Regions from separate parts of the Homo sapiens genome. Here region 1 is linked to region 2. The links are chromatin loops, found by intact Hi-C in ENCODE. Cell type or tissue: PC-9. All regions are shown on one strand. Links, peaks and the distances in the headings refer to the core of each region. The heading gives the core; the rest is flanking DNA. Region 1 holds the start of LINC02387 (long intergenic non-protein coding RNA 2387). Region 2 overlaps LOC124902913 (a long non-coding RNA gene).

Region 1 (16,014 bases), core at 3,820-11,819, 270 kb before region 2:
TATTTTGCCATTGAAAGTAATGGCAAAATCCACACTTTTGGACCAACCTAAATATATAAACATGAGCATACAAGACCTGGAATGCACTTTAAAATGTGTACTGCCAAAGCTGGGCACAGTGGCACGTGTCTGTAGTCCCATCTGCTTGAAAGGCTGAGGTCGGAGGATCGCAGGAACCCAGGAGTTCTGGGCAGCAGTGAACAGTGACTGCGATTGTGAGTAGCCTTCACTACGGCCGGGCAACGTAACAGGATTCTGCCTCTAAAGAATAATAAACATAAAATTAACTTCCTACCCACTGTCTTTCAGGGCAAGCCATAACTGTGAAGGGAAACAAGTTAAGGAGGACAACTGACTGCCTAAGGAAGGTTCTGGAGTGTGGACAAAGGTGGAGATGGCTACTTCCACTGATTAATAAAAGCCTTCTAGGCCAGGCGCGGTGGCTCATGCCTGTAATCCCAGCACTTTGGGAGGCTGAGGCAGGCGGATCACCTGAGGTCAGGAGTTCAAGACCAGCCTGACCAACATGGAGAAACCCCGTCTCTACTAAAAATACAAAATTAGCCGGGTATGGTGGCACATGCCTGTAATCCCAGCTACTAGAGAGGCTGAGGCAGGAGAATCACTTTAACCTGGGAGGTGGAGGTTGTGGTGAGCTGAGATCACGCCATTGCACTCCAGCCTGGGCAACAAGAGCGAAACTCCGTCTCAAAAAATAAATAAATAAAATAAAATAAATAAAATAAAATAAAAGCCTTCTTCATGTCACTATTATAAACAGTACAAACCCTCAGCTGCTACTTTTGGCAAACTTTTTTTTTTTTTTTTTCCTGAGATGGAGTCTCCCTCCGTCACCCAGGACTGAGACTGGCCCAATCTTGCCTCACTACAACCTCCATCTTCCAGGTTCAAGTGATTATCCTACCTCAGCCTCCCGAGTAGCTGGGATTACAGGTGCACGCCACCACACCCAGCTAATTTTTGTATTTTTAGTAGAGACAGGGTTTTGCCATGTTGGCCAAGCTGGTCTTGAACTCCTGATCTCAGGTGATCTGCCCACCTCGGCCTCCCAAAGTGCTGGGATTACAGGCGTGAACCACCATGCCCGGCCTTGGCAAACTTTTGTAAAGGGTCAGATAGTAAATATTTTAAGCTTTGCAGTAAATATTTTTACTCACTATTGCAACTACTCATGCCAGACATTGTAGCAAAATAAAAAGCATTTCATAGGCAATATATAATATATAATGCATGAGCATGGCAGTGCTCCAAAAAAACTTTTTTTTTTGGAGACAGGGTCTTGCTCTGTCTCCCAGGCTGGAGTGCAGTTGTGAGACCATGGCCCACTGCAGTCTTGACCTCCTGGGCTCAAGCAATTCTCCTGCCTCAGGTCCCAGAATAGCTGGGACTACAGGCTGCGCCAGCACACCCCACTAAATTTTGTATTTTTAGTAGAGACAGGGTTCAGCCATGTTGCCCAGGCTGGTCTGGAGCTCCTGGGTTCAAGCAACCCACCCATCTCAGCCTCTCAAAGTGCTGGGATTATAGTCGTGAACCACTACGCCCGGCCATTTTTTTTTTCTTTTCAGATAGGATCTTGCTCTGTTTCTCCTGCTGGAATGCAGTGGCACAATCATGGCTCACTGTAGCCTCGACATCCCAGACTCAAGTAATTCACTTCAGCTTCCAGAGTAGGTGGGACAACAGGCGTGCCCACTGAGCCTGGCTAATTTTATTTTTGTAGAGATGGGGTCTCACTATGTTGCCAAGGCAGGACTTGAACTCCTGGGCTCAAGTAATTCTCCTGCCTGGGACTCCTGAAGTGCTGGGATTACAGGTGTGAGCCACTGCACCCTGCCTCCAATAAAACTTAATAAATACTAACAGTTACTTCCCCAAGCATTGAAAACTCTTCTACAACATGAGTTTTAATGATGGCATAACAGTCCATATAGATTTTCATGATTTATTTAACAAAGTCTTTAATGTTGGACATTTAGTTTCTCTTTATTTGCTTACCTCAATCGGTACTCATAATTATTTTGTAACAATTTCTTTTTTTTAGACGGAATCTCGCTCTGTCACCCAGGCTGGAGTGCATTGGCGAGATCTCAGCTCACTGGAACCTCTGCCTCCCGGGTACAAGCGATTCTCCTGCCTCAGCCTCCTGAACAGCTGGGACTACAGGTGCCCGCCACCACGCCCAGCTAATTTTTGTATTTTTAGTAGAGATGGGGTTTCACCATATTGGTCAGGCTGGTCTTGAACTCCTGACCTTGTGATCTGCCCGCCTCGGCCACCCAAAGTGCTGGGATTACAGGGGTGAGCCACCATGCCCAGCCTATAGAAATTATTTTTAAAGTCGGGATGAGAAAAAAAAAAAAAAGAAAAAAGAAAGTGGGGATAAGAAAAAGAAAAATTGCTCATAGACCATTTATTCAGAGATTATAACTGCCCTCCTCATTATTATATATGCTTTTCAGGCTTATGATTACCTTTATTATTTATTTATTTATTTATATTTTTTAGACAGAGTCTTGCTCTGTCATCACCCATGCTGGAGTGCAGTGGTGCGATCTCAGCTCACTGCAACCTCCACCTCCCAGGTTCAAGTGATTCTCCTGCCTCCGCCTCCCGAGTAGCTCACATTATAGGCACGTGCCACAATACCTAGCTAATTTTTGGTTTTGTGTGTGTGTGTGTGTGTGTGTTTGTTTTTGTTTTTTTTTTTTTTTGACGGAGTCTCGCTCTGTCGCCCAGGCTGTAGTGCAGTGGCATGATCTTGGCTCACTACAACCTCCACCTCTGGGGTTCAAGCAATTCTCCTGCCTCAGCCTCCTGAGTAGCTGGGATTATAGGCATGTGTCACCATGCATGGCTAATTTTTGTATTTTTAGTAGAGATGGGGTTTGACCATGTTGGTCAGGCTGGTCTCAAACTCCTGACCTCGTGATCGCCCACCTCGGCCTCCCAAAGTGCTGGGATTACAGGCATGAGCCACCACGCCCGGCCTAATTTTTGTATTTTTAATAGAGACAGGCTTTGCCATGTTGGCCAGGCTGTATTATCACCTTTAAATAAAGCTGGGGTTACACTGTACATCCTATATTGTAACCTGAATTTTCACTTCACCACAGTAATGAAGGTCTTCTCCCCTTCTGAGGTCCTAAACTTAGAATTGCTGGTCTCTGACTTCCATTATTCTAGTTTTACTTCTGTCTTCCCACTGTCTCACATCTACTCCCATAAGGGAGACCACACTGACCATCTGCTCCTCTTGGCATTATATTTCTTACTATAAAACTACACATTGGCACCTGGCTTGCACATCTGTCTCTTAGGAGTTTGGTTACTGTTAGCTCTGTGAGCCTGAGTGATCACCTCAACTATCCTAGCAAAATAGGAGAGTTGGGGCCCTCCAAAGCTGAGAATTTGGGCATTATGACCTAAATAAAGCAACACAATACTGTCTGAGCAACTAGTCAAACCCAACCAGCCTCCTTCTCTGACAACTTTATTTTGCTTTCTTTAAGTGCCATACCAATTATTATAAGTGATGACTAGTATTTATCATTTTAAATGGCAAACAACCCTAAATGGCTTGGTGGAGGGCAAGTTCAGACATTGTCCTGGAGACTGGCTGAGAGTAGAAGCCCCTCTGCAGTGTTCTTTGAAGTGCTGATTTTAGTTATATAAAATGCTAAATTGCCTCTCCCACTGTCAGAATAGCCTTTTATTTATTTATTTATTTATTTATTTATTTTTGAGACGGAGACTCGCTCTGTCCCCCAGGCTGGAGTGCAGTGGCACCATCTTGGCTCACAGCAAGCTCCGCTTCCCAAGTTCACACCATTCTCCTGCCTCAGCCTCCCAAGTAGCTGGGACTACAGGCGCCCGTCACCACGCCTGGCTAATTTTTTTTTTTTTTTTTGTATTTTTAGTAGAGACAGGGTTTCACCATGTTAGCCAGGATGGTCTTGATCTCCTGACCTCGTGATCCGCCCGCCTCAGCCTCCCAAAGTGCTGGGATTACAGGCGTGAGCCACTGTGCCCAGCCCAAAATAGCCTTTTATACCTCTTCCTGTTTATGTTATCAAGAAGTTAGTATGTAGACTTCAGAACTCAATTTTGATCTGCTCTTGATTAAACCTTGGTTTACAGAACTACGGTAGTTTTTCACATTGTAGAGAAAAAGTTGAACTATTTTAATAATGGATTTTCTGTGTGTATAGAAACTCCTACAATTGATTTAAATTTTTTTTTTTTTTGAGACAGATTCTTGCTTTGTCGCCCAGGCTGGAGTGATCTCGGCTCACTGCAACCTCCACCTCCTGGATTCAAGCAATTCTCCTGCCTCAGCCTCCCAAGTAGCTGGAATTACAGGCACCCGCCACCACACTAATTTTTGTAGTTTTTAGTAGAGATGGGGTTTCACCATGTTGCCCAAGGCTGGTGTCCAACTCCTGACCTCAAGTGATCTACCCTCCTCGGCCTCCCAAAGTGCTGGGATTACAGGCGTGAGCCACCACGCCCAACCTTGAGTTAAATTTCTAAAAATCTCAACATAATGTGTTTGGCTCCTCTTCTTATTATGCTTAGAGTTAGGCACTAGCACATACTAGACCTAAACTTGACTGATTTGAAAAGACCACTGAAATCCATGATTTGCTGCGGATCCTCTGTGTCTGCTGTGGCCAATATAAAGAAACTTGGATGCACTTAATTTATGAAGACAAGCTTTGTTGATCTGGAAGTTGAATGATAAATGTGAATCCAATGACGCCATACCCCTGCGGATAATGGCAGGCTGGATGTAGCATGTTAGCCGTCATATTCTGTGTGCTCCCTGCGATGTGGGCACTTCCCTTCCATCGTGGTGAGGCCAAAGCAAAGGCACAGAGACCTGAACACAAACATGAAAAACACCTTACCACCTGGGAGTCAGGGGCAGGTTCAGGCACATCCATTCCTCTGGCATTTGAGCAGCTGTTTTCCACAGCATTAACTCAGCACGGCAGGGTAAGTCAGATTAAAAACCAATAAAAGAGTAGTATCCTCATACCACCCTCAACGTCTTCCTGCTTCACCAAAAAACCAATAAAAGACTGAATGTGGCCCTTTATCAGCTAGACCTCAAAATCTTCTTTGCTTTCTATGCGTATTTCCAATAAAAAAGTACAAGGGTTGTTAAAAGTCCTTATTTATTTATTTATTTATTTATTTATTTATTTATTTATTTTTAGAACCAGGGTCTCACTCTGTTGCCCAGGCTGGAGTTCAGTGGTGCAGTCATAGCTCAGTGCAGCCTCCAACTCCTGAGCTCAAGTGATCCTCCCACTTCAGCCTCCAGAGAAGTTGGGACTACAGGTGCATGCTACCACGCCAGGCTAATGCTTTTGGTTTTTTAAGAGTTTTGTTGAGTCAGGGTCTTGCTATGTTGCCCAGGCTGGTCTCAAATTCCTAGCTTCAAGCAGTCCTCCTCCCTCAGCCTCCCAAAGGGTTGGTATTACAGGCATGAACCACTGTGCCTGGCCTTAAAGTCCTTTTGAAACACAAGACAAGAAACATTTGGCCGCGCACAGTGGCTCATGCCTGTAATCCCAGCACTTTGGGAGGCCAAGGCAGGTAGATCATGAGGTCAGGAGTTCAAGACCAGCCTGGCCAAGATGGTGAAACCCCATCTCTACTAAAAATACAAAAAATTAGCTGGGCATGGTGGCACGTGACTGTAATCCCAACTACTCAGAAGGCTGAGGCAGAGAATTGCTTAAAACCCAGGAGGTGGAGGTTGCAGTGAGCCAAGATCTCGCCACTGCACTCCAGCCTGGGCAACAGAGCAAGACTCTGTCTCGAAAAAATTAAAAATAAAAATACAAAAATTAGCTGGGCATAGTGGCACGTGCCTGTCATCCCACCTACTCAGGAGGCTGGGGCAGGCGAATCGCTTGAACCCGGGAGGCGGAGGTTGCGGTGAGCCAAGATCGCGCCATTGCACGCCAGCCTGGGCAACAGAGCGAAACTCAGTCTCAAAAAAAAAAAAAAAGGAAACATTTATTGAACACCTAGTACATTCCATGCACTGTAGTGTGTGTGGTTTTATTTAATTTCATCTCTGCCCAACCCTGGGAAACGGTCTATTAGCAGACGCAGAGGATAAGGCACAGGACGATCAGGTAACACACCCAGGGCCAAATATCATAAATGGCAGAATTCAAATTAAAGCCACCTTCCAAGCCATGTCCCTCCCATCGTCACAATACTGCATGTCTACAGCACAGTTGATGGGCATAACCCTTCTTAGCAACAGCAAGCAGCTGAGCAGAAAGTAATTGCAGGAGGCAGAGCCAAGAGGAAAACTGCTGAGAGTGCTGACGGTAGGTGGAGAGAACAGAAGCACACACCGTAGGGTGCAATCTTAGTGAGCTTTGTTTTCCTTCAATAGAGGTGAGTTCAGACCCAGGCATGTCTCTCCAACATTCATTTCCCCTGCTTCGGCACCATAGACTTGAAGGATTGGACTCAGGAGTTGGGGAGGACACGGGGGAAGTTGCTTTCCTGGTGCTGAGGCCCCCGGCCACCGTGGTAGTGTACAGCAAGTACAGGGTAACAGAAGGGCCAGCAGGAGGACACGGCGCAATGGTGTACCGAGGGACAGGAGAGTGAATCAGAGCCACAGGACAGAGCTCCACCTGTTTCCAGGGAAGTGCATGGGGGGCTCCCGGAAGCCAAAGGCAGCGCCCAGAGGCAGTGTGAAGAGGCCTTCCTCAGACCTCAGGGTTTCGGCAGGGATAGTGGGTGACCTGTGTGCTGGCTCTCCAGAAACTGAAAGCAGCAAGAGACACTTGGGCTCCTTTTTTAGTTTTTCTGGTTTGTTTTGTTTTGTTTTTTTGCAGGCACTCGGTGGTTAGCTGGAAATAAAGGTGGAGGAACTGGGCAGTTCAAAGGCAGAGACGGCTTCCCCCACCCCCACCTCACCTCCCCTTTCATTCAGAAAAGCCACAAAAGCGTGGCCCCAGGGTGTGTGTGAAAGGAGGGAGGAGTGACTCCACCTAGCTCCTCTGGAGTAAAGAGAGGCTGTGGGCCTGGTGTCGTGCGTGCATGCCTGCATGTGCCTGTGTGTGTGCATGCTTGCCTGGTGCTCAAGGGTCAGGGGAAGCTGGCTGAGAAGACTGAGGAGATGGAGGGAGGTGGAGGGAAGTGTAATAGAAGGAGGTGGAGGAAGGTGGCTGCCATAGAGCTTTGGCTCTGGCTGGCCTGAGTCTCTTCCTGAAGTTGCAGCTGCACTTTGGGGCCAGGCGCTGTTGACACTGTGGGTATAAACATGTGGCCAGCAGCAGAATAGAGACTCAGAGTCTTGAGAAAGAAAGTGGTGACTTCCCACTCCTCCTTCCTTCTTTCCTGTACAGAGTCTGCCATCTGGGGGCAGAGATATGGGCAAGCCCTCATTATAATACTAGCAGTGAAGGGCTGGGCATGACAGGTGGAAACACCACTGACTCTAGAACTCAGAGCATGGAATTTGGTATGGTGGCAGGCAGGGGTCCAGAGGTAGTATTTGTTATCTATTGCTGTGTAACGAATTAGCTTAAGGTATAGCAGTTCAAGAGAAGAAATGTTTATTATCTCACAATTTCTTTGGGTCAGAAATACAGGTGTGGTTTAGCTGAATGCTTTCTGGCTGAAGGTGTTTCAGGACGTTACAGTCATGCCACCAGCTGGGGCTGCCAACTCATCTGAAGGCTCAACACAGGGGGACCGGAGTCCAAGCTCCCTCACATGGTCACCAGCAGGATTCAGTTCCTCGAAGGCTGTCATTTAGAGGCCTCCCTCCGTCCCTCCTTACAGGTCCTTCTCACAGGGCACTTCGTGACATGGCAGCTGACTTTCTGGGGACCATCCAAGTGAGAAAGAGCCCTTAGAAAGAAGTGACAGTCTTTATATAACCTAATCTCAGAAGTGACAACTCATCCCTTCTACAAGGTTCTATTATTCAAAATTGCATCTGTAAATCCAGCTCACTCAAGGGAAAGGGATTACTAGGAGATAGGGGTCACTGGGGGCCATTCTAGAGGCTCCCTGTCACAGCATCCAAGCTGAGACCTACAGAATGACAGGAGTTCACCAGGCAGGGAGGCAGGAGGGAGTTGGGGGACGGCAGGTGCAGTGAACCATGGTTGTAACTCAGTATGGCTGCACAGAGAGCACTGCCTGAGGGTGAGCAGTGCTGTGGAGAGGCCAGCAGGGCCCAGAACTTGTACCATCTTTTAACCCAGGTTTGTAAGGGTGGACTTTATCCTGCAAGCATGAAGATCCTAAAGCTTGAGGCTAACGGTTAAGATTTGGCTTTAGAAAGATTACACTGCTGGCCCAGCTCAGTGGCTCACGCCTGTAATCCCAGCATTTTGGGAGGCTGAGGTGGGCGGATCACCTGAGGTCAGGAGTTCGAGACCAGCCTGGCCAACATGGTGAAACCCTGGTTCTCCTAAAAATACAAAAAAATTAGCTGGGCATGGTGGTGGGTGCTTGTAATCCCAGCTATGCGGGAGGCTGAGGCAGGAGAATCGCCTGAACCCGGGAGGTGGAGGAGGTTGCAGTGAGCCAAGATGGCACCGCTGCACTCCAGCCTGGGTGACAGAGTGAGACTGTATCTGAAAGAAAGGAAAGGGAAAAAAAAGAAAGAAAAAAAAAAGAAAAGAAAAGAAGGAAGGTTATCACTGCTGTGGGGAGAATGGATTGAAGAGAGTAAAAGAGCAGAGGAAGGCCAGCTGGCGGGTGCGGCAGGTGGGGGGATTGAACTGAGGTGCTGGAGAGGCTGAATGGCTGGCAGCAGCGCTGCTGCAGAGCTGGCGTCCCTGGGTGTAGGAACTGACTGCTTATGTCCGTCTTCCTCCTCTGGAACATAAGCTCAATGAGGACAGGGATTCTTGTTTGTAGTCTCTGGTATCCCCAGCGTTTAGGACAGTGGCACTAGATGAATGACTAGGACACCCCAAGGTTTCTGGCTTGAGTAACTGGGTGGAGCTATTCTCTAAGCTGTGAGGCACAGAGGGCAAACATGGACAGAAACTTAATATTTGAGAAATACTGAGTTTGAGGTGCTTTGTAGGCCATCTGAGAATAAATGCCTCGTAGGCAGTTGACATGCGGGGATCTGGAAAGCCTCTTAAAGAAATGGTGAGAGATGGAGACTTGAAAATCCAAGCACCTAGACGCCCGTGATGGGAGTAGTTAACATGGCCCTGGGACCCTTTCCCAGAGTTTCTAGGACACCTTACGCAGCAACAGTGCTTGCTTTGAAAGATAGTAAAGGAAGAAAGTCTTGCCAATTGTCATTCACAAAAGAAAGTCAAAAATATGTTGCCAGAGAGGACAGGAGAAAGCCAGGAATCACGGGAAGCCAGAAGAGAGCTTCGAGTACTATGAGAACAGCACAGTAGGTTAGGTAAGGACTGAAAGGAGGCCGGTGAGTTGAAGCCCACTGTGGGTGGGGAGGAAGGAGAAAAGGAATGTTTTCCAGAAATGCAAAGCATTACTTAATATTTATTTTATTTTATTTTTTTGAGATGGAGTCTGGCTCTGTTGCCCAGGCTGGAGTGCAGTGGCACGATCTCTGCTCACTGCAACCTCTGCCTCCCGGGTTCAAGTGATTCTCCTGCCTCAGCCTCCAGAGTAGCTGGGATTACAGGCGCCCACCAACATGGCTGGCTAATTTTTGTATTTTTAGTAGAGATGGGGTTTCACCGTATTAGCCAGGCTGGTCTCGAACTCCTGACCTTGTGATCCACCTGCCTCAGCCTCCCAAAGTGCTGGGATTACAGGCGTGAGCCACCATACCCGGCCTATTTTATATTATATTTATTTTATTTTATATTTTTTGCTCTGTTGCTCAGGCCGAAGTGCAGTGGTACAATCATGGCTCACTACAGCCTCCACCTCCTGATTCTCAAGCAATCCTCCCACCCCAGCCTCCCAGAGTGCTGAGATTACAGGTGTGAGCCACCACACCTGGCCTCCATTACTTAAAAATGTTTTAAAGGCTGGACACAGTGGCTCACGCCTCTAATCCCAGCACTTTGGGAGGCTGAGGCAGGAGGATCACCTGCAGTCAGGAGTTTGAGAGCAGCCTGGCCAGCATGGTGAAACCCCGTCTCTACTAAAAAATACAAAAATTAGCTGGGCGTGGTGGTGGGTGCCTGTAAACCCAGCTACTTGGGAGGCTGAGTCTGGAGAATTGTTTGAACCTGGGAGGCAGAGGTTGCAATGAGTGGAGATCATGCCATTGCACTCCAGCCTGGGCAACAGAGTGAAACTCCGCCTCAAAAAAAAAAAAAATTAAAACTGTCACTTCCAAACACCATTAAAAAACAAAGTGCCTGATTCGGCCGTACATGTACTAAAATTGGAACACTGGAACGGTAACAGAGAAGATTAGCATGGCTCCTGCACAAAGATGACACGCAAATTCATCAAGCATTCCTTTTTTTTTTTTTTTTGGAGACAGTGTTTCACTCCTATCACCAAGGCTGGACTACAGTGGCGTGATCTCAGCTCACTGCAACCTCCACCTCCCGGGCTCAATGGATTCTTCTGCCTCAGCCTCTGGAGTAGCTGGGACTATAGGCATGCACCACTGTGCCCGGCTAATTTTTGTATTTTTGGTAGAGACGGGGTTTCACTATGTTACCCAGGCTGGTTTCAAACTACTGAGCTCAAGCGATCCACCCGCCTCAGTCTCCTAAAGTGCTGGGATTACAGGCGCGAGCCACTGTGCCCAGCCTCATACTTTTTATATTCATTTTGAAAAAAACCAAACATACAAAATATAGATAAGCATTTAGATCACAAGTTCCCCAAACTGGTCTTTGTAGCAGCAATTTAGGAATCACCTGGGTGGTTTTTAAAAATACATATTCTGCCGGGCACGGTGGCTCACTTTGGGAGGCCGAGGCGGGCGGATCATGAGGTCAGGAGATCGAGACCATCCTGGCCAACACGGTGAAACCCCATCTCTACTAAAAATACAAAAAAATTAGCCGGGCATGGTGGCGGGCGCCTGTAATCCCAGCTACTCGGGAGACTGAGGCAGGAGAATGTCATGAATCCAGGAGGCAGAGCTTGCAGTGAGCGGAGATCGAGCCACTGCACTCCAGCCTGGGCGACAAGTGAGACTCTGTCTCAAAAAAACAAAACAAAACAAAAAAAAACCAGATTCTGGGTTTGCCCCAATTCCATAAAATTAACCTCTCAAGGGTGAAGCAGGAGAAACTATTTTTTAATGTGCCAAGTGACTTTGAAGTGTGACAAGCTTTTTAAACATTTTATTTGGAGTTTTCTGCTTTTATTATTTTTAATTGACACATAATAATTGTATATATTTATGCGGTACCATGTGAGATTTTGATATAGGCATACAATGTGTAATGATCTAATCAGGGTAATTAACATATCCATCACCTCAAAGAGTTTTGACATCACTCATTTAAACCTCTAAGAAATACTTTTCAGCTGGGCGCAGTAGCTCACGCCTGTAACCCCAGCACTTTGGGAGGCCGAGGCGGGTGGATCACCTGAGGTCAGGAGTTCGAAACCAGCCTGACCAACATGGAGAAACCCCATCTCTACTAAAAATACAAAATTAGCCAGGCATGGTGGCACATGCCTGTAAGCCCAGCTACTCGAAAGGCTGAGGCAGGAGAATCACTTGAACCCGGGAGGCAGAGGTTGCGGTGAGCCGAGATTGCGCCATTGCACTCCAGCCTGGGCAACAAGAGCAAAACTCCTTGGCCGGGTGCGGTGGCTCACGCCTGTAATCCCAGCACTTTGGGAGACCGAGGCGGGCGGATCACCTGAGGTCAGGAGTTCGAGACCAGCCTGACCAACACGGTGAAACCCCATCTCTACTAAAAATACAAAATTAGCCGGTCATGGTGGCACATGCCTGTAATCCCAGCTACTTGGGAGGCTGAGGCAGGAAAATTGCTTGAACCCGGGAGGCGGAGGTTGCAGTGAGCTGAGATCGCACCACTGCACTCTAGCCTGGGTGACAGAGCGAGACTCCATCTCAAAAACAAAACAAAACAGAAAACAAGAGCAAAACTCCGTCTCAAAAAAAAAAAAAGAAATACTCATTTTTCTTTGACTTTAAGCCCTTTTAGAATAAATAAAGCGGTACAAAATATTCATAGATTACTAAACTGTTAGAAGCCAATTGTTAAATTTAAGACTTTAATAGGGAACTTAAAGCAATCAAGAAAATAAACTCTCCACAAAGTTTTAAAAAACAACTATAAAATACATCCTGTAGGCCGGGTACAGTGGCTCAATCCCAGCACTTTGGGAGACCGAGGCAGGCGGATCACCTGAGGTCAGGAGTTCGAGACCAGCTTGACCAATATGGAGAAATCCCTTCTCTACTAAAAATACAAAATTAGCCAGGTGTGGTGGCGCATGCCTGTAATCCCAGCTACTCGGGAAGCTGAGGCAGGAGAATCACTTGAACCCAGGAGATGGAGGTTGCGGTGAGCTGAGATTGTACCACTGCATTCCAGCCTGGGCAACAAGAGCGAAATTCTGTCTCAAAAAAAAAAAAAAAAAATCCTGTAGGTTTGTTATCAAGAAAATGCTGATGACTATAATTAGGATTATAAATTTAGTTGAGAGTGAGAGCTAGATTAGTAAATAAAATTGTCTATAAACATTTGTAAATCAGTCATCCTCCTGGGTACGGTTTGTAAAAGAACCCAGTGCTTAAGTGAAGAGCAGGGACAGCTCCTGGCTCTGGATGGGGGAGAAGTCTTCCTTGTTTCATAGTCAAGGAAAGCTCCCAGCTGACCATCACCCTCTTCTCTTGGAAAACGCCACACCTACCTTCTTGCCATTCCTAGAGCGATTTTCCAGCCTGAGTGGTATGACTGCTTCCATTTCCTCGCCACTCTTGTTTGTCCCTGGCAGTTCACTTTGATTCTCAAAAGTCCATTAAAACCCCTTCCAGGTCCTCCGGGATCCCTGGCCATGTAAGCTCTGCCACCAACAGCAGCCTTTCTAGTACAAAGTCTCTAGAGCTTTCCACAGCCTCTGGCTTGGTCTCTCCCTCTCCAGGCTGGCCACAGGCCCCCAGGGACCTATCTGCCATCTCTTGGAAATATCTTTCTAAATTCCCCACTCCCCCTCCTGCCTTTCCACGACTTTGAGTTGCAATAGTTTGCCCAGTTCCCCTTTTCCTTGTAGTCTTTAAAGATAAGTCCACAGGTTTTTCATTTGTTTATAAGATTTACTCTCCATCAGGAAATGAAAATAAACATAGGGAAGCTGATAAGTCACAGCTCCCCACCCCCAGCCGTTGTTCCGGGGAAGCCTCTCTAGCAAGGCTCAGATGTTTCCATCTTAAGGTTAAATCACACCAAACAATAGAAGCCCTTTGGTTTCACCTCAGTGGGCGGGATGTGCCTCCTTTCATGGATCTCCTGCCCCACACAGGATTTCTCTGGACTCCTTAGAGTGTTTCTTCAAAACTAGTTCAATCTCGATCTAATTAGTCCCCAAAGAGATGCAAACCAAACGAGATGCGATTTTTGTTCTATTAGGAGGGCACAAAAATAAAAAATAAAAATTAAGCCTGATAATAGCCTGTTTGGGCCAGCTTGCTGGGAAGCGGACTCATTTTTATACTGCTGGAGGGGTTCGGAATCAAGAATCTTAAATATGTGCATCCCCTTCAATCCAGTAATCCCACTTCTAGGAAAATATCCTGAGGAGATAATCAAGATGTGCAGTCAAGAATTTATGAACAAAAGATACTCACTGCAGAGCCATAATTGAGAAGAACTGGAAAGGACTTAACATGCCTCCCAGGTGGGGCTTGGCTCTGCAAATCCTCATCTGACTCTATGATGGAATGGGATGCATCCGGTCATGCAGTCATCCGTGCGACAAATAGTTCTTCAGTACCTACTCTGCGTTAGGTAAACAATGCAGAGTATTGTTAACTTGGCTGGGTAAACAGGTAAGTTCTCAGCCCCCCTGGAAAATCCATGATCTCCTAAAGTAAAGCAATTTAAAATTGTTCACATTATTTGTGTGTGAGTGTGAGGGGGCGCTTTATCACCCTCCACCTCTCATCCCCCCACCACAAGCAGTTGCCAAATTCAAATAATTTTTCCTTCAATGCCTCTCCCGTGTGACCGCTCCTTTTCTTTCAAAAGTAAATCCTATGTCTGGGAGGTAACCCGATCACCGCGGAAAGAACGCCGACATGGAAATCTTAGGATTGGTTTCTCGTTCCAGGAAGTTGCGCTACTTTGGGCAAATCACGTCACCTCTGGGACTGTTTCTAATCAGAATAAAGAAAGGGCTGGACCAATCTTTCAGATCCTTTGAATCCAATCATTTTTGGCCTTATGACGGAACCGTCTGTAGATGAGGGCATCTGAATCCTAGTTAAAGGGAAGGGACGGTGAAGCCCTTGAAGATCTGGGGCATATTTCCTGAACACCAAAACGGGAAAGGGCTGTCTAGAGTGAAAGTATAAGACAGACAGGCCCTGTTCCAGGAAGCTCCCTGCACTCTGCTCTTCTCCTCAAGCCGACCCCAAACTCACAGCCAGCTTTAGCAAGCAGGCCCGTCATCCTTCCAGGTGCTATGTAATATTAAGAAGCAGCAGCTAACAATTATTAGTGCTACTAGGGGCAGGAGATTTGCAGTTCCCTCGCTTTCACACAAAAGTATGAGGTCTGTTTTATTATTCCCACTCTAAAGGCAAAATGGAAGCTCACGGAGATTACAGAACTTATGGGAAGTGACAGGGCTATTTGCCACGTTTATACTGGCCAGTCTTCCTCTTTTTCTCAAAGGGTGGGGTGGGAGAGCAGCCTCCCGTGTTATCACCCTCTCCTGCGGCAGAAGACAGAAGCATAGGTCATTTTGGTAGTACGGGTTTGTTGATTACCAACTGGGAGACAGAGGTGAGGTAAATCACAAGCATGGATGTTAGCAGGGCTGCAGAAGTTTATAAATAAATGATCTTAGAATCTCCAGCAGCCCCATTCTTTCATTTGGTAACCGGCCTCCTCCCTGCCCTCATCCCTGTAGCGCCCTTCCCCCATGAGGGTGAAGGGTCAGCTCTAAAAATGCAGTCAGGAAGGAACAATGAGAGTCCTCTCCCCGCCTGGGAGAAATGCAATTTGCATCTCAGATGAGCTCAGATTGGTGAAGCCTCGTTTGGACTCTGATCCTTGCAGTAAGGATCTGCTCTGGGAATCTCCTGTGACCTGTTGAGGTTTGCTGCTCCAAAGGAATAAGGAGTCTTTGACATTAATGTCCATTTAACTCAGGGATCTAAAAAGGCAGGTTAGTGTTAGAGTTCTATAGGCACCCCAGAATTGTACCTAAGAGTGTGTGTGTGCGTGCATATGTGTGTTTTCCTGGGGATGGTGTAGCTTTCCTTAGATTGTCAAAGGAATTTATAGCTGCCCAAAGGTTAAAAACTTGTGTGACAAGTGAGTGTGATAAAGGAGGAACAGTGGTGCAGATCCTGTGGGAGGGGAGAATGACTTAACAAACCCAGAGGTGGGGGTGGGAGGGAAAGAATTCAGGTGAGACTGCACTCAGAGGTAGGATTCCTTTTTCTTTTTTGTAGGTAACATTTTTTGTTTTCTTACTGTGTGCCAGGCATTGTTCTAAACTAAATATACAAGGCCAGGCGCAGTGGCTCACTCCTGTAATCCCAGCACTTTGGGAAGCCGAGGTGGGTGGGTCACTTGAGGTCAGGAGTTCGAGACCAGTCTGGTCAACATAGTGAAACCCCGGCTCTACTAAAAATAGAAAAATTAACCAGGTGGCTCGTGCCTGTAGTCCCAGCTGCTCGGGAGGCTGAGAGAGGAGAATCTCTTGAACCCCGGAGGAGGATGTTGCAGTGAGCTGAGATTGCACCACTGCACTCCAGCCTAGGCAACTGAGAAGACTCTGTCTCAAAAAAAAAAAAAAAAAAAAAAAAAAGACAAATACGTAAACTAAAAT
Region 2 (16,014 bases), core at 5,471-13,470:
TGAGCCCAGATCATGCCACTGCACTCCAGCCTGGGTGACAAGAGGGAGACTGTCTCAAAAAAAAAAAAAAAAAAAAAAAAAGATGGTCATGGTCATCCCAGGGTGGGGGCAGGCTTGAGGACTCTGCGGTGGTCTCTCAGGATCTACTCCAGATCCAGGCTGGCTTCCAGAAATACTGCAAGTGGTAAGAATGCCAAGATTTCCCAGCTCTGTTGCAGAATGAATTAGTGGCCCTCAAGTGAAGTCACTGCAGAACAAAAGGCTATAAAAAGAGAGAAAAGAATGAGGGGGAGATGTTATAGGTGCAAACTGGCATGGAAAGCCCTGCAACGCAAGCAAGCAAGATGTTTGAATTCTCCCAAGAGAGGCAGACAAAGCAACACAGGAAAACATTTAGACATCCATGAAGGCAGAGAGAATCCTGAAGCGGAAGTCTGTCAGTGAGCAGCATTTCAGTGCTGAGCCAAAGACAGGGAATTGGCCAAAGCACCAGGAAAGAGAGCTGCAGGCCCTCAGTAGCTGGTCAACCAATATGGGTTGAAACGAAGTCTGGTTTCAGCATTTGTGCTGATGTTGCCTCATTTTACGTTTTTTAGTTTTTGTTTTGAGACAGAGTTTTGCTCTTGTGGCCCAGGCTGGAGTGCAATGGTGCAATCTCAGCTCACTGCAACCTCCACACTGCCCCGCCGCCAGGTTCAAGTGATTCTCCTGCCTCAGCCTCCCTAGTAGCTGGGATTATAGACACGCACCACCATGCCCGGCTAATTTTGTATTTTTAGTAGAGACGGGGTTTTACCACGTTGGCCAGGCTGGTCTTGAACTCCTGACCTCAGGTGATCCAGCCGCCTCGGCCTCCCAAAGTGCTAGGATTACAGGTATGAGCCACCGCGCCTGGCCCATTTTACATTTTATTTCTCATTGATCACTTGCAGGTCAGAGAGTCACACAAGCTACAGTCCCAAGCACCTATGTTCTAAACGGTGCAGCTTGGCAAGGGAGTCACAAATAAACATGCCCCTTTCCCCAGTTTCCTCTTCCAAATAGTCCTGACCCTCTATGTAAGGACCCAGAAGTGCCTCAAGTCGTGTTAAAGCCTACATTTCACTCTTTTATCTGAAATACAATTTGAGAAATAGGAAATGCATGATTTGTAACCTGACAAAGTTGAATTTTACCTGAGCCTTGTGGGCCTGGTGAACAGTGAAGGTTAAGAAATCCCCCACCCAGATCACAAGGTCGGGAGATCAAGACCATCCTGGCTAACACAGTGAAAACCCGTCTCTACTAACAATACAAAAAAAAATTAGCCGGGCGTGGTGGCGGGAACCTGTAGTCCCAGCTACTCGGGAGGCTGAGGCAGGAGAATGGCGTGAACCCGGGAGGCGGAGCTTGCAGCGAGCCGAGATCGCGCCACTGCACTCCAGCCTGGGTGACAGAGCGAGACTCCATCTCAAAAAAAAAAAAAAGAAAAATCCCCTACCCGGGCTGGGCATGGTGGCTCACGCCTGTAATCCCAGCACTTTGGGAGGCCGAGGTGAGAGGATCACCTGAGGTCAGGAGTTCGAGACCAGCCATGACCAACATGGTGAAACCCTGTCTCTACTAAAAATACAAAAAAAATTAGCCGTTGTGGTGGCAGGCACCTGTAGTCCCAGCTACTCAGGATACTGAGACAGAAGAATCGTTGGAACCCAGAAGGCGGAGGTTGCAGTGAGCCGAGATCAGGCCACTGCACTCTAGCCTGGCAACAGAGCAAGACTCAGTCTCAAAAAAAAAAAAAAAAAAAGAAAAAGAAAGAAAGAAAGAAAGAAAGAAAGAAAGAAAGAAAGAAAGAAAATCCCCCACCCTTCATGTTCTGCAAAAGGGCTTACTGCAAAGACCACCCCCCAACCCTTCCACATGTCACTTCAGTAAGACTCACAGATGCTCTTCTTCTTTACCTATGTTAAGACCAGACACAGACCCTCAAAATTTCCTTTCTTTGCCTCACAGATGATTAGCTGAACTGCTTGTCCTCACTGAAGAACTAGAGCAAAATACATGTTACCCAAACTTTGGTTAGGCTTCTCTCCTTCCTCAGAGCCTCAGAACTTTGTTTACCCTTGGCCTGAGCCCCTTCAGAGAACAGGGTGGCTTCAGGGCCAAACATTCCAATTTGCTCGATTTGTTACTCTTTCATCTGCTTCCCACATCTGGTTCATCCTAGCCTTGTTTCCTCCTACCATAGAGAAACCCTTTGCAACCTTTGAGATGTTTACAGACCTTCCAGTCCCAGCATTCCCCTCCCTCCATTGCAGGAGTACCCCCGCAATGCCCTGGCAATAATTCCTTCGAATGAAGGTCTCTCTTTTACCACATCCAGAATTTTTTTTATTTGACAAACCAGAAATGGAAGACAACCCATCAGCTCGTCTTCTGAGCTCCTTCTAGCGCCAGGAATTCCATAGAAACCGCATATTGTTTGATTCCTCAGCCCCCGGATGGGTTGCCAGAGTGCAGTGGGACTTGCCAAGAGAATGTGACCTCTGACAAACAATGATATGGGTAGAGAGCCTAAGTTAAATGCTTATCATGTGCTAGGTACTATTTTATGTGTTTTATGTTTGTTATCACATTTAATTTTCCCAATTTCCATAAGAGGAAAGTATTATTTTTAGCCCTGTCTTATAAGACAGGAAACAGAGGCTCTCAGTTAAATTAGTCAAGGTCACACAGCCAGTGAGTGACAGAGCTGGGACGCAAATGCAGGTCAGTCTGAGGCCATGGTTGGGCTTGTAATCACCATGCTATGGGCTTTCCTAAGAGGCGGCTTCTTGGAAATGCTCCTTTCGGTGTCTGGTATCTCTGGATAGAAGCGTGTGAAAAAGAAACTGTCAGCTGGGAATTAGCCAAGCACAACAGCCAGAGTATGGTGTCCACCTGCCGAACACTGAGGGAAACCAAAATATTTCTCCCCAAAATATTGAGGATTGTTAGTTGAAGACACTAAACCGCAGGGGACCGCTGTGCCTCAGCCTCTGTGTGCCTGATGGCGGGGCATAAATCCTTCCTTATTGGAGACAGCACTTGCTTTTTGGCCCAGAGAAGGCACCAGCAGGCACCAGCGGAAACTGGGAACAGATTTTACTCTCTTCCCACATGTATTAGTCAGGATTCTCTTAGAGGGACAGAACTAATAGGAAAGAGATAGATAGATAGATAGATAGATAGATAGATAGATAGATAGATAGATAGATAGATGCATACATACATACATACATACGTAGATAGATACATAGATACATGGATAGATAGAGATAAAGGGAAGTTTATTAAGTATTAAGTTACACAGTCACAAACTCCCACAATAGGCTGTCTGCAAGCTGAGGAGCAAGGAGAGCCAGTCCAAGTCCCAAAAATGAAGAACTTGGAGTCTGATGTTCAAAGGCAGGAAGCATCCAGCACGGAAGAAAGATGTAGGCTGGGAGGCCAGGCCTGTCACACCTCTTCATGGTTTCTGCCTGCTTTATATTCATTGGCAGCTGATTAGATTGTGCCCACTAGATTAAGGGTGGATCTGCCTTCCCCAGCCCAGACTCAAATGTTAATCTCTTTTGGCAACACCTACACGGACACACCCAGGATCAATACTTTGTATCCTTCAATCCAAGCAAGTTGACACTCAGTATTAACCATCACACCATATTTTTCCGCCTTTGAAAAGACTGGAACTGCTCTCTCTTTCATCTTGTCACTATGTAGGATTTATGGCTCTTTGTTAAACTATGATTTAAGCAAAGCCCCTAAGCCACTGCCTTGAGAGAGAAATACTTTTGAACTGAGGCCTCTCCCGTGTGATGGGTACTGCATGCATTAATAAATTTCTGCTTTTTTTTTTTTTTTGTTAATCTAACTTTTGTTTTCAGGAGAGTATCTCAACTAAAAACCTAAAAAAGAAAAGGAAAAAATATGTTTTCTCCCCCACAATGTGCACCTGCCAAACAGACCATTTCACAGCAAAGCAATGCGTAACACAATGGAGTGAAACAAAGAAGAGACCAGTGTGTAATCATGCCCATGCCCTCAGCACAGACAGAAACAAGTGCACGTACTGTGTAAACTACAGAAGCGACCAAACACCTCCCTTTCCTGGCTACTATAAGCAGCTGAGGCTTCTTTATCAATGAGGTTTTGAGTGGGGCTTGGTTCCTGCCACTTTCTAAATAAAAATCATTAAGATACTCAATCACCAAATTGCCCACACTATCTGACTGCACCCAGTCCAGAGCAGGCCTCGCTCGGCTCAGCCCTTCCCCAAGTCATCTAACATAAACTCAAATCCTACTATAAGCCCCTCCTAATGGCCTCTTACCTAGACCACACTTCCCTAGGGTGTGTAAACCCAAATCATAAAGCTGACTCTCGCTGCAGATGAACTAAGGGACTGGTGAGCTTCAACACAAGCTTGGCCCCATCTGCGCACCTGAACGCAATGCTTTCCCATGCGTCTCCCCGTGGATACATCCCGTAATGGAGGGTGCTCTGACTTCAGCTGGTTCGGGAAAGGCCACTCCTGGGATTGCTTCCTCTTTTCTGCCCAGCATTTCTTCTTCTTCTTTTTTTTTTTTTTTTTGAGACGGAGCCTCACTCTGTCGCCCACACTGGAGTGCAGTGGCGCCATCTCAGCTCACTGCAACCTCTGCCTCCCGGGTTCAAGATTCTCCTACCTCAGCCTCCCGAGTAGCTGGGACTACAGGCATGTGCCACCACGCCCGGCTAGTTTTTTGTATTTAGTAGACATGGGGTTTCACCATGTTGGTCAGGCTGGTCTCAAACTCCTGACCTCAGGTGATCCACCTGCCTCGGCCTCCCAAACTGCTGAGATTATAGGTGTGAGCCACCACACCCAGCCTTCTTTCTTCTTTACTCTCCCAACTCCTCCACTGCAACTCCCATTCTACAGAGAAGGCATTATCTCCTTTGGGCTAATGTTTTACCATACTGAAAAGACCTCTCTAAGTTAGTCCTCTTCACCTCAGTTTCCCAGCTGGGAAAGCTCAAGCCCAGGCATTGTAGGTCCCTGTGGCTTTACGTACACCTGAAAGTGGCAGGGACGGGTCAGCAGAGACCCTGATCCTACCATTAGGTTCTGAATGGGAAAAGGAACTACAGAAGCATCTCCACCAAAGCTCTTCTTGCCAAAGTTTACTTCTGTATTGTTTAGGCCTTGGAGGTAAAGGATAAAATTGTCCAGACAGCTAATTATTTTCTTCAGGTGGCTGAGGTAGGAGGATAGCTTGAGTCCAGGAAGTCGAGGCTGCCATGAGCTATGATTGCACCACTGCCCTCCAGCCTGGGAGACAAAGCAAGACTCTTTCTCTAAAAAAAGAGGTAAAAAAAAAAAAAGGAACGAGATTGTGTCCTTTGCAGGGACATGGATGGAGTTGGAAGCTGTTATCCTCAGCAAACTAACACAGGAACAGAAAACCAAACACCGTATATTCTCGATTATAAGCGAGAGCTGTACGATGAGAACACATGGACACATGGGGGAAACAACACACTGGGGCCTGTCGGGGGATGGGAGGAGGGAGCGCATCAGGGAGAATAGCTAATGGATGCTGGGCTTCATACCTAGGTGATGGGATGATCTGTGCAGGAAAGCAACATGGCACACATTTACCTATGTAACAAACCTGCACATCCTGCACATGTACCCCAGAACTTTAAAGTCGAAAAAAAAGAGGCCGGGCGTGGCTGTTCAGACCTGTAATCCTAGCACTTTGGGAGGCCAAGGAGGGCAGATCACTTGAGGTCAGGAGTTTGAGACCAGCCTGGCCAGCATGGTGAAACCCCATCTCTATTAAAAACACGAAAATTAGCCAGGCATGGTGGCAGGCGCCTGTAATCCCAGCTACTCAGGAGGCTGAGGTAGGAGAATTGCTTGAACCTGGGAGGTGGAGGCTGCAGTGAGCCAAGATCGTGCCACTGCACTCCAGCCTGGGCAACAGAGCAAAATTCCATCTCAAAACAAAATCAAAAACACATACCATCACACCGGAGATTAGGGCTTCAACAGAGAAATTTTGAAGGAACACAATTCAGTCCATAGCAAGTAGTACAGTGGTTTTTAAAAATTTTTATTTTTAATTCAAATGTAATAATTGTACATATTTATAGGGTACAATGTGATGTTTTGATACATGTATATATTGCGTAATGACAAAATCAGGGTAACTAGTACACTCACCACCTCAAAGATTAATTTTTTTTTGTGGTGGGAACATACAAAATCCTCTCCTCTAGCTATTTTGAGATATACAATACCTTATTGTTGGCTACAGCCACCCTACTGTGCAATGGGATGCGAGAATTTATTCTTCCTTGTTAATTTTAACTTTAAAAGTTTATTTTTGGCCGGGCACGGTGGCTCACGCCTGTAATCCCAGCACTTTGGGAGGCCAAGGCAGGTGGATCACCTGAGATCAGGAGTTCGAGAACAGCCTGGCCAACATGGTGAAACTCCGTCTCTATTAAAAATACAAAAAAATTAGTCAGGCATGGTGGCAGGCACCTGTAATCCCAGCTACTTGGGAGGCTGAGGCATGAGAATTGCTTGAACCTGGGCGGCAGAGTTTGGCAGTGAGCCGAGATCACGCCACTGCACTGCAGCCTTCACGACAGAGCGAGACTCTGTCTCAATAAAAAGAAAACAAAAAGTTTATTTTTGTTGTAACATTCTTTTATTATTTCTAGAGGCATGTAACAATGTGCTATGTAACAATTCAAGACTGTGGCCCAGATGAAATAATGATAGCAGCACATATCTGGAACTTCTTTGGTCACATGAATGCATAATAAATATATGAAGTGGAAACTCAATTCTACGTAGTATGACTACAGCAGACTAAAGACAATAATCAGGCCGGGTGTGGTGGCTCACACCTGTAATCCCAGCACTTCAGCACTTTAGGAGGCCAAGACCAGCAGATTGCTTGAGCTCAGGAGTTCCAGACCAGCCTGGGCAACATGGCAAAACCCCATCTCTACAAAAAATACAAAAATTAGCTAGGCATGCTGATGTGCGCCTATAATGCCAGTTACTTTGGAGGCTGAAGTGGGAGGGAGGTGGAGACCATAGGGAGCAGAGATCACGCCACTACACTCCAGCTTGGGTGACAGAGTGAGACCATGTCTCAAAAAAAAAAAAAATGCAATGACCACCAAAAACTACTCTCTGCAGTAACATGGCAATGAAAATAGATGCCATTGTTATGTACTTTAACTTCTACTATGATTATTTGACATGAGATTCCTTTCCTTTGCTTTCCTTTTTTTTTCTTTTTCCTTTTCCTTTCCTTTCTTTTCCTTTCTTTTTTTGGAGACAGGGTGGGTCTCACTCTGTTGCCCAGGCTGGAGTGCAATGGTGCAATCTTAGCTCACTGCAACCTCTGCCTTCCTGGCTCAAATGATCCTCTTGTGCCTCCCGAGTAGCTGGGACTACAGGTGCCCACTACCATGTTCAGTGATTTTTTTTTTCCTGCAGTTTTTGTAGACAGGGTTTCATAATGTTCCCCATGCTGGAGATTTCTTTCTTTCTTTTTTTGAAAAACAAAAAACAAAAAAACAAAGTCTTGCTGTCGCCTAGGCTGGAGTGCAACGGCACAATCTTGGCTCACTTCAACCTCTGCCTCCCAGGTTCAAGCGATTCTCCTGCCTCAGCCTCCCGAGTAGCTGGGATTACAGGCTTCGTGCCACCCCGCCTGGCTGATTTTTGTATTTTTAGTAGAGATGGGGCTTCACCATGTTGGCCAGGCTGGTCTCAAACTCCTAACCTCAGGTGATCCACCCACCTCGGCCTCCCAAAGTGCTGGGATTACAGGCATGAGCCACCATGCCCAGCCTTTTAAATTTATTTTAAAAATAAACGTATTTCTTACAGTTCTGGAGGTTTGAAAGTCCACAGCTGTTGGGCTGCATCTGGTGAGGGCCTTCTTACCGCAGCATAACATGACAGAGAGCATGACAGGGCAAGAGGCCATTTTCTTGTCTGAGAGTTTGATTTAGTCTAGAATCTGACCCCATCTTGACATAAACACCACTGGCTCAGATAAATATTAAGTGCAACAGTTTACCTAATTTAGTTATTTATTTGTATTCTTTTATTTTTATTTTATTTATTGAGAGGGGTTTTGTCATGTTGCCCATGCTGGTCTTGAACTCCTGGACTCAAGCGATCCTCTCACTTTGGCCTCCCAAAGTGCTGCGATCATAGGCTTGAACTACCGCGTCCAGCTAGTTTATCTAATTTAAAGACATCAAAATCTAAAGTCAGATTCTTACTTAGATTTGGTGTTTCAGATTTCAAAGAGATGAGATGTCACCAGATAAAAACTACTAGGTGGTAACCAGGCGTGGTGGCTCACGCCGTAATCCCAGCACTTTGGGAGGCTGAGGCGGGCGGATCACGAGGTCAGGAGTTCAAGACCAGCCTGGCCAACATGGTGAAACCCCGTCTGTACTAAAAATACAAAAAAAATAGCTGGGCATGGTGGCAGGCACCTGTAATCCCAGCTACTCGGGAGGCTGAGGCAGGAGAATCATTTGAACCCAGTAGGTAGAGATTGTAGTCAGACGAGATCTCACCATTGCACCCCAGCCTGGGCGACAGGGTGAGACTCTATCTCAAAAAAAAAAAAAACAAAAAACGACCAGGTGGCTCACGCCTGTAATCCCAGCACTTCGAGAGGCCAAGGTGGACCGATTGCTTGAGCTCAGAAGTTCAAGATCAGCCTGGGCTACATAGTGAAACCCTGTCTCTAAAACAAACAAACAAACAAACAAACAAAAAACAAACAAACAAAGCTTAGCTGGGCGTGATGGCGCATGCCTTTAGCCCCAGCTACTCAAGAGGCTGAGGAGGGAGGATCACTTGAGCCTGGGAGGCAGAGGCTGCAGTGAGCTATGATCGTGCCACTGTACCCCAGCCTGGGTGAGAGAGTCCCTATCTCAAAAAAATAAAACCAAAAAACTACTGGGGCCACGTCAGAACTGAAAGAGTTCTGCAGGCCCTTCAGAGAAAGGAGAAGTGAGAGTCAATTAACCTCAAGATTACATTTAAAAGCATTTTCCTCTTTAGTATAGAGGTGTGTTAAAAAAAAAAAAAGCATTTATACGAGGTATGTGAGGTATGTTAGTGAAACAGCAAAAACCTAATTATATCCTAAATAACTGGCACGCTCTAGGTTACAAATAGCAATTTGTAAAAGACCCATTGAATGAACACATTAAACAGCAGGTTGCTTATTCCTTCTCAAACCGCACTAAAAAATTCCTCTCTCGCATGTGTAGGTCCCAGAGCCAGACAGTTATGAGATGATGGTGCCCCCTGGTGGCCAATGTGGGGAGCCACCCGGCCAGGCGTGCTTCCTGGCTTTGTGCCAGCCATGCCTTTATTCTTTGGTTGGTTGGTTGGTTGGTTGGTTAGTTGGTTGGTTGGTTGGCTGGTTGAGACAGAGTCTTGCTCTGTCGCCCAGGCTGGAGTGCAGTGGCGATTTCGGCTCACTGCAACCTCCGTCTCCGAGGTTCAAGCAATTCTCCTGCCTCAGCCTCCGGAGTAGGTAGGACTACAGGCGCCCACCATCAAGCCCGGCTAATTTTTGTATTTTTGGTAGAGACGAGGTTTCACCATATTGGCCAGGCTGGTCTTGAACTCCAGACTTCAAGTGATCCACCCGCCTCTGCCTCCCAAAGTGCTGGGATTACAGGCATGGGCCACCGTGCCCGGCCAGACCATGCCTTTACTTTTGCACATATGCACAGTATTTCTGAAAATCAAGTGAAAAAGTTGGATTTATATACTCTATGTGAGTTTACATGTTATGGGGATTTCCATTTCCAGAGAATTAAAATGGATAATCAAATGTTTAATTTCATTTCACAATTTTCAAATATTTCTTTCCTTCCCTCCCTCCTTCCTCTCTTTCTTTTTTCTTTCTCTTTCTTTCTTTCTTTCTTCTCTTCCTTTTTTTTTTTTCTTAGACAGAGTCTCACTCTGTCGCCCCAGCTGGAGCTCAGTGGTGCAATCTCGGCTCACTGCAACCTCTGCCTCTCAGGTTCAAGTGATTCTCCTGCCTCAGCCTCCTGAATAGCTGGGACTACAGGCCTGTGCCACCATGCCCAGCTAATTTTTGTATTTTTAGTAGAGACAGGGTTTCACTATGTTGGCCAGGCTGGTCTTGAACTTCTGACCTCAGGTGATCCACCCATCTCAGCCTCCCAGAGTGCTAGGATTACAGGCGTGAGCCACTGTGCCGGGGCAGCAGGCCTTTCTTGACTGCAGATTTTCTAATACATGAAAACAGCCACCAATTGCAAAAATATATTAATTTTCGACAGGTACAAAAGGCACTTTGTGAATATCAGTATGCAGTTGGGTACACTTATCCGGAATTAAACCTGTCTCTCCTGGAGCTACATGCCACAGGCATCTCACACAGGGGCCGCTGTTCTGGAACACTCCTGTGAGCCAATAAAGGATCAACAGCTTCTCTTCAGGCCAGGCGCAGTGGCTCACACCTGTAATCCCAGCACTTTGGGAGGCCGAAGGGGGCGGATCACCTGAGGTTAGGAATTAGAGACCAACCTGGCCAACATGGTGAAACCCTGTCTCTACTAAAAATACAAAAATTAGCCAGGTGTGGTGGCGGGCGCCTGTAATCCCAGCTACTCAGGAAGCTGAGGCAGGAGAATCACTTGAACCTGGGAGGCGGAGGTTGCAGTGAGCTGAGATCGCACCACTGCACTCCAGCCTAGGAAACAGGAGTGAGACTCCATCTTAAAAAAAAAAAAAAAAAAAAAAAGCTTCTTTTCAAGAAAAAGCCATCCAGTGAATGGGTACCACTCACAAAATGAAGTTACTGTTTTTTTTTTTGTTTTTCGTTTTTTGAGACGGAGTCTCTCTCTGTCGCCGAGGCTGGAGTGCAGCGGCGCAATCTTAGCTCACTGCAAGCTCCGCCTCCCGGGTTCACGCCATTCTCCTGCCTCAGTCTCCCGAGTAGCTGGGACTACAGGCGCCTGCCACCACACCCGGCTAATTTTTTTTTTTTTTTTTTTTGTATTTTTAGTAGAGACGGGGTTTCACCATGTTAGCCAGGATGGTCTCGATCTGCTGACCTCGTGATCTGCCCGTCTCGGCCTCCCAAAGTGCTGGGATTACAGGCGTGAGCCACCACGCCCGGCCTTAATATTAAGCTTGTTTTGCTATAGAGTTGAAACTAATTTGTTTGCAGATTGGGCACAAACTCTCTCCCCCTGCAAAACCAAATTGTTCGGTAAGCCATGAGTTACCTCTTTCATCGACCTCAGGCTTATTTTGGCATATTCAATAGGCTGATTTAAGCCTTTGGAGCCACTTCTATAAGTAGTCTGTAAGAAATAACACACCTTAGCTGGGCGCGGTGGCTCATGCCTGTAATCCCAGCACTTTGAGAGGCTGAGGCAGGCGGATCATGAGGCCAGGCGTTTGAGACCAGCCTTACCAACATGAGGAAACCCCGTCTCTACTAAAAATACAAAAATTAGCCGGGCGTGATGGCACGTGCCTGTAATCCCAGCTACTCGGAATGCTGAGGCAGGAGAATCCCTTGAACCCGGGAGGTGGAATTTGAAGTGAGCCGAGATTACGCGCCACTGCACCCCAGTCTGGGGGACAGAGACAGACTCCGTCTCCAAAAAAAAAAAACCACACACACAAAAAAGAAATGAGTATCTTCCTTCTCCAATGCACCAAAGGGATACCAGTCACTATTCCTTTTCTTTCTACACTGAAGCTAAGAAATGCCTTTTTCAGTTAATCCACAAACAAATGATTAACATCCCTACTTTTTTTTTTTTTTTGAGATGGAGTTTCGCTCTTGTTGCCCAGGCTGGAGTACAGTGGCGTGATCTCGGCTCACTGCAACCTCTGCCTCCCCGGTTCAAGTGATTCTCCTGCCTCAGCCTCCTGAGTAGCTGGGATTACAGGCATGTGCCACCACGCCTGGGTAATTTTGTATTTTTAGTAGAGACGGGGTTTCTCCATGTTGGTCCGGCTTGTCTCAAACTCCCGACCTCAGGTGATCCACCTGCCTTGGCCTCCCAATAACATCCCTACTTTAGGCTACACCATATATAATGAGTTTAGTTGGTTAATGGCTACCCAAATTCAAGTAGTAAGCAAAGTACCTTTATGCCTTGAGAGGCATGAAAACAGCAGCCTCCAGGCTGAAATATATAACATGGATGGCTGCCACCCAACCAACGCAATCAAACCCTCCCCTTAACTGATCAGATGTGGATAGGACAGCAAAATACATCTCTAAGATTGGGTGCCCATTCCTCTCCTTGGGGATGGTTATGAGCATGTGAGTCTCACAGTTGACCATATCCACCTTACAGTTGGACTGGACAATACACTTGAGACTGTCCTTATCTCCCAGGTGTCCTTACACATCTAGATTCCCTCCCCACCAATTGGGAAACAGTGACAGCCCGTCATAGACAGAAAAAGTGGGCTTCTTGGTGATTTTATTCTATGGCTGTCTTCTCTCCTCAAGCAGTGGCTATAGATGTTGAATTACAAGTAGAAGCCCTGGCAAAACACACAGCTGCAGCTTTTATTTATTTATTTTTGAGAGGGAGTCTCGCTCTGTCACCCAGGTTGAAAAGCAGTGGTGCCATCTCGGCTCACTGCAAACTCCACCTCCCAGGTTAGCCTTAGCCTCCTGAGTCGCTGGAACAACAAGCGTGCGCCACCACACCTAGCCAATTTTTGTTTTTTTAGTAGAGACAGGTTTTCACCACGTTGGCCAGGCTGGTCTCTAACTCCTGAACTCAAGTGATCCACCTGCCTCAACCTCCCAAAGTGCTGGGATTATAGGTGTGAGCCACCAGGCTCAGCCCACTGTAGCTTTCAATAATACTCATCAGGGCCAGCAGCGGTGGCTCACGCCTGTAATCCCAGCACTTTGGGAGGCCGAGGTGGGCGGATCACGAGGTCAGGAGATCAAGACCATCCTGGCTAACATGGTGAAACCCCGTCTCTACTAAAAATACAAAAAATTAGCCAGGCATGGTGGCGGGCGCCTGTAGTCCCAGCTACTCGGGAGGCTGAGGCAGGAGAATGGTGTGAACCTGGGAGGCAGAGCTTGCAGTGGGCTGAGACCACACCACTGCACTCCAGCCTGGGGAACAGAGCGAGACTCCGTCTCAAAAAAAAAAAAATACTTACCAGGCTATCACCCTTCTGACAGAAGAGACTTACCAAATAAGACAAATGGCTCTACAAAACTGTATGGCTTTAGACATTTTAACTGCAGCCCAAGGGGGAATTTTTGCCCTGATCAAAACTGAATGTTGTATTTATATTCCTGAGTATTCCCATAATGTATCCCAGGCTATGAGTTCCTTGGAAACTCACATTACAGCATTAATTCTCTGTCTCAAGGCCCCATAATGGCCTGGTTTGTTAGCTATCCAGTACTTGGAAAGCATTTCTTTTCAGCATGCTTGGTATTGTAATACTCGTTATTATAAATTGCTGTGCTTTTTACTTCTGTTGCACTTGTGTAGGTTTGCAAGATAAAATAGCTCAGCAACTTCTTTGCCCATCTATTTACTCATTTCATATTTTACCTTTATAGGAACTATTGGGACATTGCTCAAGCAAGGAACCACCTGGCTCCCTGAGGAGGCTCACTGCATGCTTTCGTGAAAGGACCCTGTCCCAGCAATCGATGTCCACTATCAGCAGGAAGAAGTTACAGAAGAATGACCTTCACCCTCCTCTCCTCTTAAAATTAAGGGCTCTCTTAGCTGGGCATAGTGGCGCATGCTTGTAATCCCAGATACTTGGGAGGATGAGGCACGAGAATCACTTGAGCCCGGGAAGCAGAGGCTGCAGTGAGCCAAGATCGCACCACCACACTCTAGCCTGGGTGGCAGAGCGAGACCCTGTCTCAAAAAAACAAAACAAAACAAAAAGATTAAGGGTTCCCTCAAAATTAGTGGGGGTAATGTTAGGGAACCAGGAGCCTAGGAGGGCCAGAGTAGCACCATTTTAAGTTCAGCTCCATCTTGAGAAATAGTAAAGCCCATTCTCTGCTGGTCACGACCCACATTCATGGGCTGTTTACAGTGGAAGAAACAGCCTAAAGATACCTACAAGGACACACTCCTACTACAGCCAAGAGTCCAGATGTCCAATACCCATAACAATCTCTGTTTTCAAGATAATAATAGTTTTGCTTTGATGTATCCACACACTAGAATGTCAAGGCCAGTTTTCTTTAAATCAGTAGTCATACATTCTGTCATGCTGTCTGCTCACCCACACGTGGACACAGCTTAGCTTAGCCTTTATATAGACAAGATCTCTAGAGAAGAAAAACAAAAAACAAAGTCGAGGCGTTCCTCCTCTTGCTTTCTGAGGATGCCCTACTCTAACAGTGTAGTTTCTAATAACGTTGCTTCTTTCACTGCACTCTGTGACTCGTTTTGAAGTCCCTCCTGCTCGAGATCCAAGAACGTTCTCTTGGGGTCTGGATAGAGATCCCTTTTCCGGTAACACGATCATTGAAGGTATAGAGGTCCCGGACTGCTGGGAATATTTTATATTTCCTTTTGAAGACTCTCCATCCTGCCCTTATTTCTTAAAGCTGAGTTAATTCCATTGCACATAATTTATTTCTCCCTCCTGTATACATATCTTCCTTTTGTCCTCTTCTGTCGCTTTTAATACCGTGTGGAGGTGCAAAACCCCTTCTAGTAATGGCTGGGGAAAAAAAGTCATGTAAGTCCCAGGGTGAAATAAGACTTTCTAAAAAAAATACTTGAGTCTCAACCTCTAAAACCTTTCAAGTACCCCGATATTTCTTTTCATCTTGTCACAAATTTTTATATTCCTCTTCATCCTGTTAAAATCTCCCCTGTTTTTCTTAAATTACCACCTTTCAAGGTAAATAAAACGCTGCTGGTTCTCTTTTTATCAGTGTGCCATTTAATTTTCGGTTATTACAATAGAATGGTCTTAAATTTGTCTTTAAACTGAAAACATGCAACTCTCAAGTGATAACACGGCTTAGAGAACCTTTTGTTTGAGAGCCTGGAAACTAAGTGTCTCCATTACAATGTTTCCGACTCCCAAAATAACCAAGAGATGAGGTATCCTTGTGCCACCTTTATAAAACTCTTGGTTGTTACGTCTCATGCAGAGACACAATATTTGTTGATAGTTTAAATAATAATTATTATTAATATTAATAGAACATTTTCTATGTTCCAGGCCTTGCTTTAAGAAGTTTATAGGCATTGACTCATTTAATCCTCACCACAACCTATGAAGTAGGTACTTCTTGTTCTCTCATTTTTCAATTTTATTTTGTTTTGTACTTTTAGTAGAGATGGGGTGTCGCCATGTTGCCCAGGCTGGTCTCAAACTCTTGAGCTCAAGCAATACACCCACCTCGGCCTCCCAAAGTGCTGGGATTACAGGTGTGAGCCACCGTGCCCGGCCTTGTTCTCTCATCTTATAGACAAATTCACCGAAGCACAGAGAGGTTACGGCACTTAATCAAGCTCACAGAGCTAGTAAGTGGTGGAACAGATTGACTTTAGAGCCACTCTGTTCTGCCCTTTAACAGAATTCATTCTGTGACATATGGATTATTTTGAGTCTCATTAGGCATATTTTGAAACTACTCAGATTCATATTAAAACTCCATGAAGGTAGGACCGAAGTCTTATTCATTTTTGTTTCTCCCACAAATTTTTTTTTTTTTTTCTGAGATGGAGTCTCACTCTGTTGCCCAGGCTGGAGTGCAGTGGCGTGATCTCAGCTCACTGCAACCTCTGCCTCCCGGGTTCAAGCAATTCTCCTGCCTCAGCCTCCTGAGTAGCTGGGACTACAGGCACACACCACCACACAGGGCTAATTTTTGTTTTTCGTTTTTGTTTGTTTGAGACGGACTCTTGTTCTGTCACCCAGGCTGGAGTGCA

Evidence for each region. Hi-C counts contacts between places; a loop is a spot of excess contacts. Peaks named below come from ENCODE experiments on the same cell type or tissue, not always from the same donor. Only the 100,000 strongest peaks of a DNase experiment are listed, where the experiment ranks them.
Region 1: a loop joins it to region 2, with 10 times the contacts of the local background. A loop is called at or near these places in 2 of 110 quality-filtered maps.

The regions. Positions count from the first base shown.
Region 1 is chr12:31,355,882-31,371,895 of GRCh38, forward strand. LINC02387 (long intergenic non-protein coding RNA 2387) reads right to left here and starts at 13,420. Exons shown (of 2, transcript NR_146469.1): 1 at 12,868-13,420; 2 at 7,600-7,914. LOC124903091 (U6 spliceosomal RNA) reads left to right here and starts at 10,383; the gene lies at 10,383-10,485. RefSeq lists enhancers at 8,638-9,137, 14,461-15,068, 15,069-15,677. In PC-9, for the core only: a CTCF peak has its summit at 7,416 (motif pointing left); DNase peaks (open chromatin) are centred at 6,360, 7,030 and 7,310; H3K4me3 peaks cover 1,091 bases; H3K27ac peaks cover 1,760 bases.
Region 2 is chr12:31,627,465-31,643,478 of GRCh38, forward strand. LOC124902913 (a long non-coding RNA gene) reads right to left here. Exons shown (of 2, transcript XR_007063269.1): 2 at 1-262. Among named protein-coding and RNA genes, the nearest start is that of ETFBKMT, 24 kb to the right of the region's middle. In PC-9, for the core only: a CTCF peak has its summit at 9,375 (motif pointing left); a DNase peak (open chromatin) is centred at 9,357.